Regions from separate parts of the Homo sapiens genome. Here all the other regions are linked to region 4. A link is a contact called in ENCODE Hi-C or POLR2A ChIA-PET data. All regions are on one chromosome and are shown on one strand. The core of a region is the stretch at or near the end of the contact, and the rest is flanking DNA. Distances in the headings are between cores, read along the strand shown.

Region 1 (3,020 bases), core at 152-2,651, 56 kb after region 4:
GCAAATGGCCATTTGCAGTTAGATGGAACAGCTGCTGACGTTCAGGGAAATGCATGTCTCTCTTCAGATGGGAAGGAGCAGTGGAAAGGGGTGACGAGTTCCTGGCTGGCCACCAATCATCCCATCTTTCTGTGCCGGTTCCTCATCTGGAAAGTGGGAGTGATACTTGTGCTTGCTTTTCCTACCCACAAAGATTATTGTGAGAGCTATAATACGGTGAGATACAGAATCCTGCTTTTAAAAATACAAAGCAGAATCAAGATGTCAATAATAAGGATAGTAATTGTGTTAGTTATCTGCAATCATCTATTATAGCTAGTCGTCTAGGATCCTGGATCGTTCTCCTGGTTTTACTACAGTTTTGGATCAGCTCACCCCCAAATCCCTTGCTGAAGGGTGGAGCTCTGTCAGCCATGGGCAGGGAACCACTTCCTCTTGCCTTTCTACTTTCTGTCTTTCAAACATGCCCAGGGTCTTTGCACTTGCTGTTCCCCCTGCCTGGTACCTCTCTCCTGTGGCTTGCCCCAGAGCTGATCCTTGTCTTTGTCCACTTCTCAGCGAGGATGGCACTTCAGGGAGCCCTTCCCTTACTATCGCAGAGAGAGCAGGCCCTCCCCAGTCATGTCCAACCCAGAACTCTGTTTTGTTTTCTTCATAGCCCTAGCATCACAGAAAATCACCCTGTGCATTCATGGATGTCCACGGGGGCAAGGGCTTTGTGTTGCTTAACCCAGCATCCTGAACCGTGTTTGTTGAATGAATACAGAACCCCGTTTGCTCTGGGAGAGCACAGAAAACAGTCTTCTATCATATATCATAGCCAGCTGCAAACAGCAGATGGCTTCCCATATCCCAGAGAGTAAGAACCAGAGAGAGAGAGAAAGAGAGAGAGTTTGGGTCTTTCTCCTCTGTGCCTGCTCTCTCCAGAGAAACTGGAGGGGTAGCAGTTAGCATTCCCCCGCTGGTTCCACCAAGCACAGTCAAGGTCTCTAGGACATGGCCACCCCTCACCTGTGGAAGCGGTCCTGCTGGGGTGGGTGGGTGTTAGTTGGTTCTGGTTTGGGTCAGAGACACCCAGTGGCCCAGGTGGGCGTGGGGCCAGGGCGCAGACGAGAAGGGGCACGAGGGCTCCGCTCCGAGGACCCAGCGGCAAGCACCGGTCCCGGGCGCGCCCCAGCCCACCCACTCGCGTGCCCACGGCGGCATTATTCCCTATAAGGATCTGAACGATCCGGGGGCGGCCCCGCCCCGTTACCCCTTGCCCCCGGCCCCGCCCCCTTTTTGGAGGGCCGATGAGGTAATGCGGCTCTGCCATTGGTCTGAGGGGGCGGGCCCCAACAGCCCGAGGCGGGGTCCCCGGGGGCCCAGCGCTATATCACTCGGCCGCCCAGGCAGCGGCGCAGAGCGGGCAGCAGGCAGGCGGCGGGCGCTCAGACGGCTTCTCCTCCTCCTCTTGCTCCTCCAGCTCCTGCTCCTTCGCCGGGAGGCCGCCCGCCGAGTCCTGCGCCAGCGCCGAGGCAGCCTCGCTGCGCCCCATCCCGTCCCGCCGGGCACTCGGAGGGCAGCGCGCCGGAGGCCAAGGTTGCCCCGCACGGCCCGGCGGGCGAGCGAGCTCGGGCTGCAGCAGCCCCGCCGGCGGCGCGCACGGCAACTTTGGAGAGGCGAGCAGCAGCCCCGGCAGCGGCGGCAGCAGCGGCAATGACCCCTTGGCTCGGGCTCATCGTGCTCCTGGGCAGCTGGAGCCTGGGGGACTGGGGCGCCGAGGCGTGCACATGCTCGCCCAGCCACCCCCAGGACGCCTTCTGCAACTCCGACATCGGTAAGCGCTCCTGGTGCCCCGCCCGAGCCCCACGCTGCAGCCAGGACTGCAGCGCTGCTTAGGGAGGCAGGGCGAGCCCCACTCCTTTCCTCTGCCCCAGGAGAGGGGCAGACGGGGTTGGGGCGGAGTGGAGAAACTCGATGTCCTTGGGCGGGGGCGCTGGCATAGCTGAGAGGGGAAGATGCCCTGCAGAGGAAACTCACAGTGGCTGAGGGAGCCCCTGGCCGCCTTTGCTTTCCTAACTTAGGTCGTGAGGTTCCTACCGGTCCTTTTGACATCTGGAAAATGTCCCCATTCACTACTAACGGAGGAAGGGCTAGAAGAGAAGGGTGGGGAAAGGGTTCCCAAAACTTGGAATGCTAACTAAAGTGCTGGGAAATTGAATAGTTAAAAAAAAAAAAAAAAGTTGCCCGCCATGTGCACGGAAAGTTGCAGGAGAAACTTGGAGTACTCCGAGTCTGCATCATCTCCTGCGCCTATGAAATTCATTCTTTTCACTGAGACCCAACCCAGCTGCAGGCTTCCCAGGCAAGCGCTAACCGAGCTTCTGGGACTGCCAAGTTTGGGTGGATTTAAGGGGGAAAATGAGGAGAAAGCTGTGGCATTGACCCACGCCCTGGAGGCACTGTGTTTGAGAGTGTTGATAGCCAGCAGAAGGTGCGAGGGGTCACTCACCACATAGCTGTGAAAATTCACAGGAAGGCTATTTTTTTCCCCCTTGAATGTGTGTGGGGAGGGGGAGAATGGGTAGTGGAAAACAGATTTGTCACCAAAAGAACAAACCTGCCAAGGGTCACATCACGGTGACAGTTCCAGACTGGACTTAGTGTCTTGAGTAGAGAGACCCTGTAAAGAGACCTCCTACTCCTTAGTGTGTATGGAGGGCCCCGAGAGCATCCTGGGAGGCTTGTCTGGGAGTGTTTGGGACACTTGTGTTTGGATGGCTAAAGGTGGAGTGGCATCTGGGAAACATCTCTCTCCTCCTTTCCAGCCCATAAAGCGTGCAAGTCCAGTGGCTCTGCTGGGAGAGTGTGTGTGTGTGCACTGGGCTGGGCTGGGCGGTGGGGTGGGACAGCCTTGCCGCCCTCTGCCTGTGTCGATTCAGAGGTGAAGAATGGAGCGTGTGTGTTTTAAGTACAGTCATAAAGGAGAAGGAAATTTTCCACTGAGTCTTGGGTGAGGGACTCTACCAGCGTGTTGT
Region 2 (2,972 bases), core at 28-2,527, 45 kb before region 4:
AAATGCTCTTGCCAATGGGCAGGGAGGCTTAGCATTCCACCCCTGCTCTTTTAATCCCCTCTGTGCAGGAATGTTCCACTGCAGAGACAGCAGAGCTTGCAGAGACAGGAGGTGGTGCCAAAAGGGAGAGAGTGGTGGAGAAACAGTTTTGATGAGATTTAGGGTGGTGTGTGTGCAGGGATGGGGGTAGGTGCTGAGTTAGGCTCTACCATGGACTCACTGTGTGACCTTGACCAAGTCACATTGCTCTCGGGGCCCAATTTGTTTACCTTCAAAAGATGAGGATAGACAAAAAAGATACAAGATTCATTTCTGGATAAAGCTGTAAAATTCTAAAAGCTGTTTTACTTGTGAAGTCCAAAGTAAGATTCTGTTTTTCATCTACAGGGCCTCTCCTCTAGAGAGATTTGTATACAAGTGCATTTGTAGGAAACAGGGTGTCTGTCTTAATGGGAATATCAGAGTCTACCTCTCATCTCAGTTCTAGAATTTTAAGCACCTTGAGGCAAGGTCTATGACTCATACCGCCCAGGACATAGAATTCCTCTGAATGTAATAAATAGAAGAGCACTTTGAGGTCATCGAATCCAATCTTCTTAGTTTTAGATGGGGGATAATGGGACCAGAGAAGGGAAGTTGTTCTCTCAATATTATACAATGAATCTCAGGCCCGGAACTCAGGTTCTCTGCTCCTAGAACAAAGCTTGTTCCAACAATCGAAAATTTCTGCCTGAAATTTTGTATACGGTCTCTGAATTCCAAGGCTTTCAGATGCTTCCTCTTTTTAAAATAGGCTTGACTCCTCCCTCCTTTGGGCAACTTTCAGGTTAACTCAGGGATTGACTATGGAGACTATAAGAGTCTTAAGCTCATGTGAAGTCTGTGAAATTCCACAGGCTTAAAGTATCCCTTGGGAATCTGAGAGATTTTGCCCAAGTAGCCCAAGCCTTGGACAGCAGCCTCCCTGGAAGGGATGTGGCTCCTGCATTATCTGGTCCCAACTCCAGCTCCAGGATAGGATCTCTGAGCTGACATAATACGGCCCTATTGTAAACAAGGGAGGGTCATGACCCTCCACAAATGACTAACATGCTAATTTGAAAAGTCTGCCTGGACTAGAAAAACAAACAAGAACAATGAAATTTAAGGCAACATTTTAGACAACCAGGAGGCAAGGGGAAACTCAGAAACATGAAAAAAGGAGTCCCCAACAGCTATTGTCCCTTTCATAAACACTCACTAAGCACCGGTCACGTGCCAACCAATGCATCAGCCAACACAAGAGGAAAACACATCAAGCCAGCCCTCTAAGACCTCACAATTCTAGGGGATTAGACAAGCACTCATATGGCCAGTGCTTCTAGGCTGTAAATGAAAAATAGCTTTAAACACCATGTAATAGGAAGCAGCCTCAGCCCAGATTTCTGTATTGAACTTCAGACCAGCAGCCTGCCTAACATCAACCACTTGGATGTCTCATAGGTAACGCATCTTCAAAACAGATCTCATGGTTTTTCACCCCAAATTTCCACTGTTCTGTTAGAATAAGTGACACCATCATTTACTCAGTTGCTCATTCCAGAAATGGGAATCATCCTCGATAACTACTTCTCCCTCGTTAACTCCTCATATTCATTCAATCAATCCCTAAGTCCTATAAATTCTAAACATATTTTAAATATGCCCCATCTTAACTGCTGCTTCCCTGAAAGCAAGTCAACATGATCACTTTTCTCAACAGACTCAGAATTAGCCTTCTAGAATCCACTGTTGTTTCTAATCTGTTCTCTGCAGAGTAATAATAAGACTGATTTTTAAAGAAACACACACAGTTGATTGAGTCACACTCTTGCTTAAAAAGCTTCAATGAGGACTTGTGATTCCATCCATGAATAATTAGCTGTTACAGAAACTGCCCTCCCACTGATGCAATTACTTAACTGCTCATCAGAACAAAATCTAGTATTCTTGAAATACACACAACAAAATCCACCACCTAAGAACATAAAAATCACAATACCCAGCATCCAGTAAAAAATTACCAGGTATGTAAGAAAGCAGAAAAATATAACCCATAACCAGGAGAAAAATGAATCAACAGAATCAGATCAAGAAATTATAAGAAGGTTGAATTTGTAGACAAGGACCATTAAAAAGCTGCTATTAAGTCTTACAAATATGTCCAAGGATATAAAGAAAAACATGAAGCTGATGAAGAAAGAGGTTAAAGATGTAAAAGGATGCTCATAGAATTTATAGAGATAAAACATATAATATCTGAAATGAAAAATACATTTAAGTGAAATTAAATGCAAATTATATACTATAGAAGACAACTGAAGTTGAAGCTGTAGCAATAGAATCTACCCAATATAAAGCACAGAAAAACAAAACAAAACAAACAGTGCCGCAGTGAGCTGTGGAACAATAGCAAACAGTCTGACATTATGTGTTATTGGAATCCCAGAAGAAGAGAGGGGAGTACAGAAAAAATTATGAAAATATTAATGAAAAAAATGTTTCCAAACAATGGAAATTTTAAACCCAAGAAGCTCAATGAACCTGAAATAAGAAGAAAAAACACAAAGAAAACCATACTGAGGAACTTATTTTTGTGTGTGTGATTTAAGTATTTTCTTGATTTTCTTTCAGGAATAAATTCATGTATTTATTTTCAATATTTTGGTAACACATAATAGATATGGACAATGTAGACAGTAAACAACAAATCTAATTATTTACGTATTATCTTCTGAAGCGTAGAGACTTAGTGACAGGAATGTCTAATCCATTGTTGAGCTCATTGATTCCCAAGATAAAAATAAAGTAATAGAAGCATCGGCCAGGCGCTATGGCTCATGCCTGTAATCCCAGCACTTTGGGAGGCTGAGGCGGGTGGATCACGAGGTCAGGAGATCGAGACCATCCTGCCTAACATGGTAAAAACCTGTTTTTACTAAAAATACAAAAAA
Region 3 (2,926 bases), core at 132-2,631, 35 kb after region 4:
CATGGCAAAAACCCATCTCTACTAAAAATACACAAATTAGCCGGGCATGATGGTACACGCCTGCAGTCCCAGCTACTCAGGAGGCTGAGGCAGGACAATCACTTGAACCTGGGAGGCGGAGGTTGCAGTGAGCCGAGATGGCGCCACTGCACTCCAGCCTGGGCAACAGCGTGAGATTCTGTCTCGAAAAACAAAAACAAACAAACAAATCTATGAAGCAACCATACAAGAGACATCACTAGTCACCCCTCATTAAGTTTCTTCCACAAACCAGATTGTCTCATTTAATCTTCGCTGCAACTCTCCGAAGCGGGCATTATTATTCCCACTTTACAAGAGAGGAAACCTTGGCTCTGAGCAGTGTAATGACTTACCCAGGGGCACTCAGCTGGCTAGTTGCAGAGCTGGGAATCAAACCCAAGCTGTGCTTTTCTCCCAAATGCCCAGTCTCCCCAGGGGATGCATGAATAGGAAAAACAGGACCTTACGTACTTTGCAGGTTACTACCGTGATGTCCTTGCTAGCGACTCCTCCACGCTTTAGTACCATCAAGGGTCCAGGTTGGGCAAGTACTCGAACCTCCATTCTGCCCTGGGATAACCTGGGCAGAAAAGCCAAACACAGCAGGGGAGCAGGAACAAAGCGCTCCCTTTTATGGTGAGGCGGTGCAAACCTCTGCATCTGCCTCCAGGCCTTGCCAAGGCCCACAGAGAAATGGCCTGCCCTAAAGATTGCAGTGAGCTGAGATTGCGCCACTGCACTCCAGCCTGGGTGACAGAGTGAGATTCTGTCTCAAAAAAAAAAAGAGAGAGAAAAAAAGAGAAAAAAAACAGAAATGGCCTGCCCTGACTGAGCCCGAAGCCTTCTGCCCTGATCTCTGCTTTTCTTTGTGTACCTGTCTGGTTACAAAGGAAGCAGCTGCCAGCTCACTGGTGTGGGACGCCATGTCTGGTCTGTGCTTTGCTGAACTGTGCTGGAATTTCACGGGCTGAAGCTGGCCCTGGGGGGTGCCGGGAGGTGAATGAGAGAAGTGTCTCAGGAGTGTTGTTCTGGGGGCTAAAATTACAGGTGATCGGACAACTGCTGTAGGAGATGGAGACAGAGCAGCACCTGAGTTGACTCTAAAACCAGAGGGCCTCTGTGCAGTGCGCTGTTGGCCGCTCTGGTTTCCTTTTCGCATCTCTGCAGCCCTTGGTATTTTCTACCTGTGTTATCAGAGAATCTCTGGCTGAGGACCCTGGAAATTTCTGCCCCCATCTCCACCCTTGGAAGCCTTTCCACAAAGAGCTTTGTAATTCACCAGGTGCCTTGCATATGGGAGGGATTACACCTTGACCTCAAATATTTGCTGTTTTCGTCACTGGCTCAGAGCCTGGGCACTGAAATAACACTGCATGGTTGGAATCCTGGCTCCCTGACTTACCAGCTGCATGACCTTGGACAATCTACTGAACTTCCTGTGCCTTAGTTTCTTTATCCTTAAAATGGAGGTAATAATAATATTAACCACAATGTAGGCTTGTTATTATAAGGATTAAATGATTTCATGTAGGTAAGGCACTTAGCAGTACCCAGCGTAATAAGCACTTAATGAGAGCAACTTGGTATTATTGCCTGCCTGCCTGCCTGCCTTCCTTGCTTCCTTCCTTCCTTCCTTCCTTTCCTTCCTTCCTTCCTTCCTTCCTTCCTTCCTTCCTTCCTTCCCTCCTTCCTTCCTCTCTCTCACCCCCTTCTTTCTTTCTTTCTCTCTCTCTTTTTTCTTTCTTTCCCCTCCCTCCCTCCCTCCCTTCCTCCCTCCCTCCCTTCCATCCTCCCTTCCTCCCTTCTTCCTTCTCTGCATCCCTCCTTTCAATAAACAAATCCTTTTAAATTGTATAAAGCCCTGGAACTACCAAGACCTGCAAGGCTCAATAGCTCGTAGTCTTGTCCAAGGTTCCACAGACAGAAAATGGACTCACTGGGAAGTGCCATCTTTTAGGAATTCACTCTTATCTGACTCCTCCATCATCCTCCCTCTCACCCTCATGGTGCCTAGCATAGTACCTTATAGAACAAGTACATCCTCAATAAATCCCTGAGAGCCTGAATAGATGATGGTGGTTAAGGACACAAAGCTTAGGGAGCAAGGCTATGTGGGTTTAAATCCTGACTCTATCACCAATAGGCTACATGGCCTTGGACGAGTTACCTAACCTCTCTGGGTTTCAGTTTTCCCCACCTATAAATTGGCATTACGATAATGCACTTACCCCACAGGGCTGGGCTCAGGCTTAAAGGAATTAATAATAAAATGTTTATATCAGTGCTTGGCACATAGTAGGTGTTACTTAGGTGTTTGCTATTATTATTATATTAGCAAACACCTAAGGAGGTGTTACTTAGGTGTTTGCTAATATTATTATTATTATTAATATTATTATTATTATTGTTGTTGTTGTTGATTGGCTGAGCTAGGGCTGAGACACAATTGCTATTTGAGAGTCTCCCAGTTCATTTTCTGATACTTTTCTCCTCCAGGACTGCCTTAGGATTCTTGGGCACAGAGAATTGGATTACTGAGTAGATTTACAGCAGACTATGCTTCTCCTCCTCCTTTTTCATTCTCTTACAAAACAGTTTTCTTTTTTAAACAGAACAGACAAGCAATGTCAAAGATTTCTTATTTCGCAATGAAGTTTTCCTTCCATGTGTTCTCCTCTTTCTATCTTCTCAGAAGGTTGTTTTTTCCCCTTCAGAACTTTTTTTCTGAAGGAAAATTCCATAGTAAGAAGGAAACAAAATAAGTTTCAGGCTCTGTAATTTTTTTTTTTTTTTGACAAAGTTTCACCTTGTCGCCCAGGCTGGAGTGCAATGGCATGATCTCGGCTCACTGCAAACTCTGCCTCCTGGTTTCAAGCGATTCTCTTGCCTCAGCCTCCCAAGTAGC
Region 4 (2,806 bases), core at 109-2,608:
TTTCAGAGAGAATAAGAGGTACCACACCAGCCGGGTGGAGGGATTATTCATGAGATGATGACCCCTTTCGTGCCCAGGCCACCCCTTGCTCTCACTCCCCCTTCTCAGTGCAAACCTACTGTAGAGAGTGGCTTGTACATCAGTGCCCTCAGGAGTTAAGAGCAGATGCTACCTTCTCTGCATTTTGATAGAGAACAAACAACTCTATGAACGTGTTTACCAGAAGTTTAAGCAAATCTCTTTCCCTCGTTGGGGACTCATTTTTCCCTTCAAAATGTGGAAATGGATGGCAGACCTAGATGATTCCAGAAATTATTCTGAGTCTGAGAGACTGGGCACTCCCAGGAGCCCAGTCCAAGCTAAATTGTAATAGACAAATCACCAACGGGAAGCGATCTATGAGAGCCGTTCCCTGTTATTCCAGCTCTACTCATTAATGCCTGCTTCTTACCTAACAGTATGCTGGGTATCGAGTGAGCTAACAGGCCGTGTAATAATAGCTAAATGTCACCATTCCTGAGGGCCTAGTGTGCTAAGAAATTCATCTATTTAATCTTCAGAACCCAATCCTCTCCTTATCTTCATTTCACAGGTTAATAAGTAAGAGACGGTCAAATGCAAATTTGGGTCTAGTGGACCCTCAAGTCCATGCTTTCACCCAACATGCTACTGTGAGTGTCTCTCTCTTACCGCAGGACTCTGTCAACCCGGAGAAGCAGCTCACTGTGTCGGTAAGGAGACAGGATGTTGGGCAGAAACCCCGCTGAGAACTAACACCACCACCACCACCACCAAGGGCAAGCTCAGGAACAATGATGGTGTGGGCGATTGCCCACGCAGCAGGGTGGTCTGACAAGAGGGCAGACCCAGGCAGAAAAGACACACAGAGACCGGCAGGGAGCAGAGAGAGGAGAGTGGGAGAGCCGGGGAGTCGGGCTTGTCCAGGAAGACTTTCTGGAAGGTGAAGGAAGGAAAGCAATGTTTACGGGGCACCCAGCACTCTGTGCTAGGCATTTCAGAGAAGTGATTTCATTTATCAAAATGTTAGGATGGCTCTGTGAGGGAAGAAACGGCACTCTTCTGACGGGTTAGGAATGATGGGCTGGGAAAGGGAATCAGTGGTGCAGAAGTTCACTGCTAGGAACCAGGAGGAGCCAGGATTTGAATCCAGCCAGCAGGGATGAGGGTCTCTCTCTCTCTAAACTCTGCGCTCCCAGCACCCAGCTTCCCATCCAGAGCAGATGGAGAGCCTGGACTTTTGCTTTCACTGATATTGGCTCCTGTTCCCCATGCACACCCTCAGCTCCCCCAGCTTAAGTGGGTTGTGAAGTCACCGCCTGTCTTTCCTGCCAGCTGCTTCAGCCTCAGGCCGCACATCTGGAGGGTGGGACTCCACCCGTCTTCAAACCAGATGTTCGGGGGTGGAGGGGGTGGATGGCGGACTGTCACTGACCAATGCCTCCTGTTTGTCTCTTCTCTGGTAATCCTCTTTCCTTTCTTGTCCAGGGAATGTGCAGCTTTGGGCAGGGGCCTTGTCAGATTCCCTCAGTAGCTTCCCCCTCCCACTGCTCCGGGAACTGGTGACTGGAAACTCGGAGAGGTCTGCAAGACGCAGCCACTGCACGGCCCTGGGTTAGTCACAGCAAAGGTATTTGGCACCTCCAAGTACCTGCAGAGCCTTCCTGGGAGGGGAAGGGGAAGAGAGGAGACAGAGGCAGAGAGAGAAACGGACACGTACACCCAGATAGAGAGCAGAGAAAAACACAGAGGTGGGGAGAGAATAAGAGGCAGAAGGGAGAAAAAAGCAATATGGAGAAAGAAACGCAGACAGGAATAGAGGCAGAAAGCCAGGAAGAGAGCGAGGAGGACAGAGGCAGGATCAAAAGGCAGGAAAGAGAAGACGCTCCAGCCAGCGTGGTGCCGACCAGTCATTCCTGCTGCTTAGAAGGCAATTTTATAAAAGAAAAGAGGAGAGGACAAGGAAACAGTTACTCCTAAGTAATGAAATTGACTTTCCAGTTTGAAGTTGGATGTTGACTCAGGGCTCTTTGACTTTTGAAATCAATTTTTCAGTTTCATAGTCACCTCTTAAGAATTGTTGTCCAAACTCAGTTTCCTTATCTGTAAAACAAGTTAAGTGACGGTCAGTTCACAGAGTTGCTATGAGGACTGAGCGGGTTGCAGGAGCCCACATAGACTGTGAGATGCTGCACAAGGATCAGGTCCACGGTTGCAGCCTAAGGGGCAGAAGAAAAGGAGCTCCAAGAATCCCCCTTTGGGTTGACTTTTATGACCAGCTGGTGCCCTTTCCCAGACAGTTGGTCTGATTGGAAATGGATCCCCAAGAAGAAAACATTAATCTTCACATAAAAGATGCCCAATATTTTCAGTAGATCCAGCTGGGTAACCATGAGAAAGTCACTTCAGCTCTCTGGGTCTCTTTGAAATGACAGCTGGACTAAATAATATTTTAAAGCTACCTTTAGCTTAAAGCGTGGACAAACCCATGACCACAGGGATGAGGAGGTGCTAGTGTGGTGAAGGCTTCACCATGGGATGAAGGCTTTCATATTTGGATGTGACTGGGTGAGGGTTGGGCTCTTCTCAGATGTCCCTTCCTCCAGGAAGCCTTCTCTGATTCTTCCAGCACAGGTACAGTGTCTTCCTCTGGGCCCCCAGTCCAGTGCTACCCTAACATGTGTTATGGTTGTCTGTGAGATGACTGTTTCCTAACTGGACCATGAGCTCCTGAGGGCAGAGACTACCTTGTTCAGCCCCAGGTGCCCAGGGCCCAGGGCCTGGCATT

The links. A loop is a pair of places that touch in the nucleus more often than their neighbours do. ChIA-PET counts read pairs that join two places held with the same protein, here RNA polymerase II (POLR2A). Pooled maps may share reads with other maps.
Region 1: a loop to region 4 is called in a map of HCT116, with 3 times the contacts of the local background. The contact joins the promoter of TIMP3 here to the enhancer-like site in region 4. A Hi-C loop is called at or near these places in 2 of 168 maps with a recorded cell type or tissue (GM12878 and HCT116). POLR2A ChIA-PET finds 5 or more read pairs at or near these places in 2 of 52 experiments (AG04450 and HepG2).
Region 2: a map of heart right ventricle shows a loop between it and region 4 (2.1-fold over the local background). The contact joins two enhancer-like sites. A Hi-C loop is called at or near these places in 5 of 168 maps with a recorded cell type or tissue (CD14-positive monocyte, HepG2, Right ventricle myocardium inferior and 2 more) and 2 of 50 pooled maps. POLR2A ChIA-PET finds 5 or more read pairs at or near these places in 3 of 52 experiments (K562, MCF 10A and PC-9).
Region 3: POLR2A ChIA-PET joins it to region 4 with 13 read pairs in HEK293. The contact joins two enhancer-like sites. A Hi-C loop is called at or near these places in 3 of 168 maps with a recorded cell type or tissue (GM12878, HepG2 and Right ventricle myocardium inferior). POLR2A ChIA-PET finds 5 or more read pairs at or near these places in 3 of 52 experiments (HEK293, HepG2 and PC-9).

What each region holds. Positions count from the first base shown.
Region 1 is chr22:32,800,304-32,803,323 of GRCh38, forward strand. It overlaps TIMP3 (TIMP metallopeptidase inhibitor 3), which reads left to right and starts at 1,402. Exons shown (of 5, transcript NM_000362.5): 1 at 1,402-1,819. The coding sequence starts at 1,699. The region is part of intron 6 of SYN3 (synapsin III); the gene reads right to left.
Region 2 is chr22:32,699,356-32,702,327 of GRCh38, forward strand. The region is part of intron 6 of SYN3 (synapsin III); the gene reads right to left. Among named protein-coding and RNA genes, the nearest start is that of TIMP3, 100 kb to the right of the region's middle. Within about 2 kb of position 1,278, at least 9 of the 41 ENCODE cell types and tissues checked have a DNase peak (open chromatin) inside an H3K27ac peak, as active enhancers do; they include PC-9 and heart right ventricle, where a contact is called at or near this core.
Region 3 is chr22:32,779,275-32,782,200 of GRCh38, forward strand. The region is part of intron 6 of SYN3 (synapsin III); the gene reads right to left. Among named protein-coding and RNA genes, the nearest start is that of TIMP3, 21 kb to the right of the region's middle. Within about 2 kb of position 1,382, at least 6 of the 41 ENCODE cell types and tissues checked have a DNase peak (open chromatin) inside an H3K27ac peak, as active enhancers do; they include PC-9, where a contact is called at or near this core.
Region 4 is chr22:32,743,978-32,746,783 of GRCh38, forward strand. All of the region lies in intron 6 of SYN3 (synapsin III), which reads right to left. Among named protein-coding and RNA genes, the nearest start is that of TIMP3, 56 kb to the right of the region's middle. Within about 2 kb of position 1,359, at least 10 of the 41 ENCODE cell types and tissues checked have a DNase peak (open chromatin) inside an H3K27ac peak, as active enhancers do; they include HCT116, PC-9 and heart right ventricle, where a contact is called at or near this core.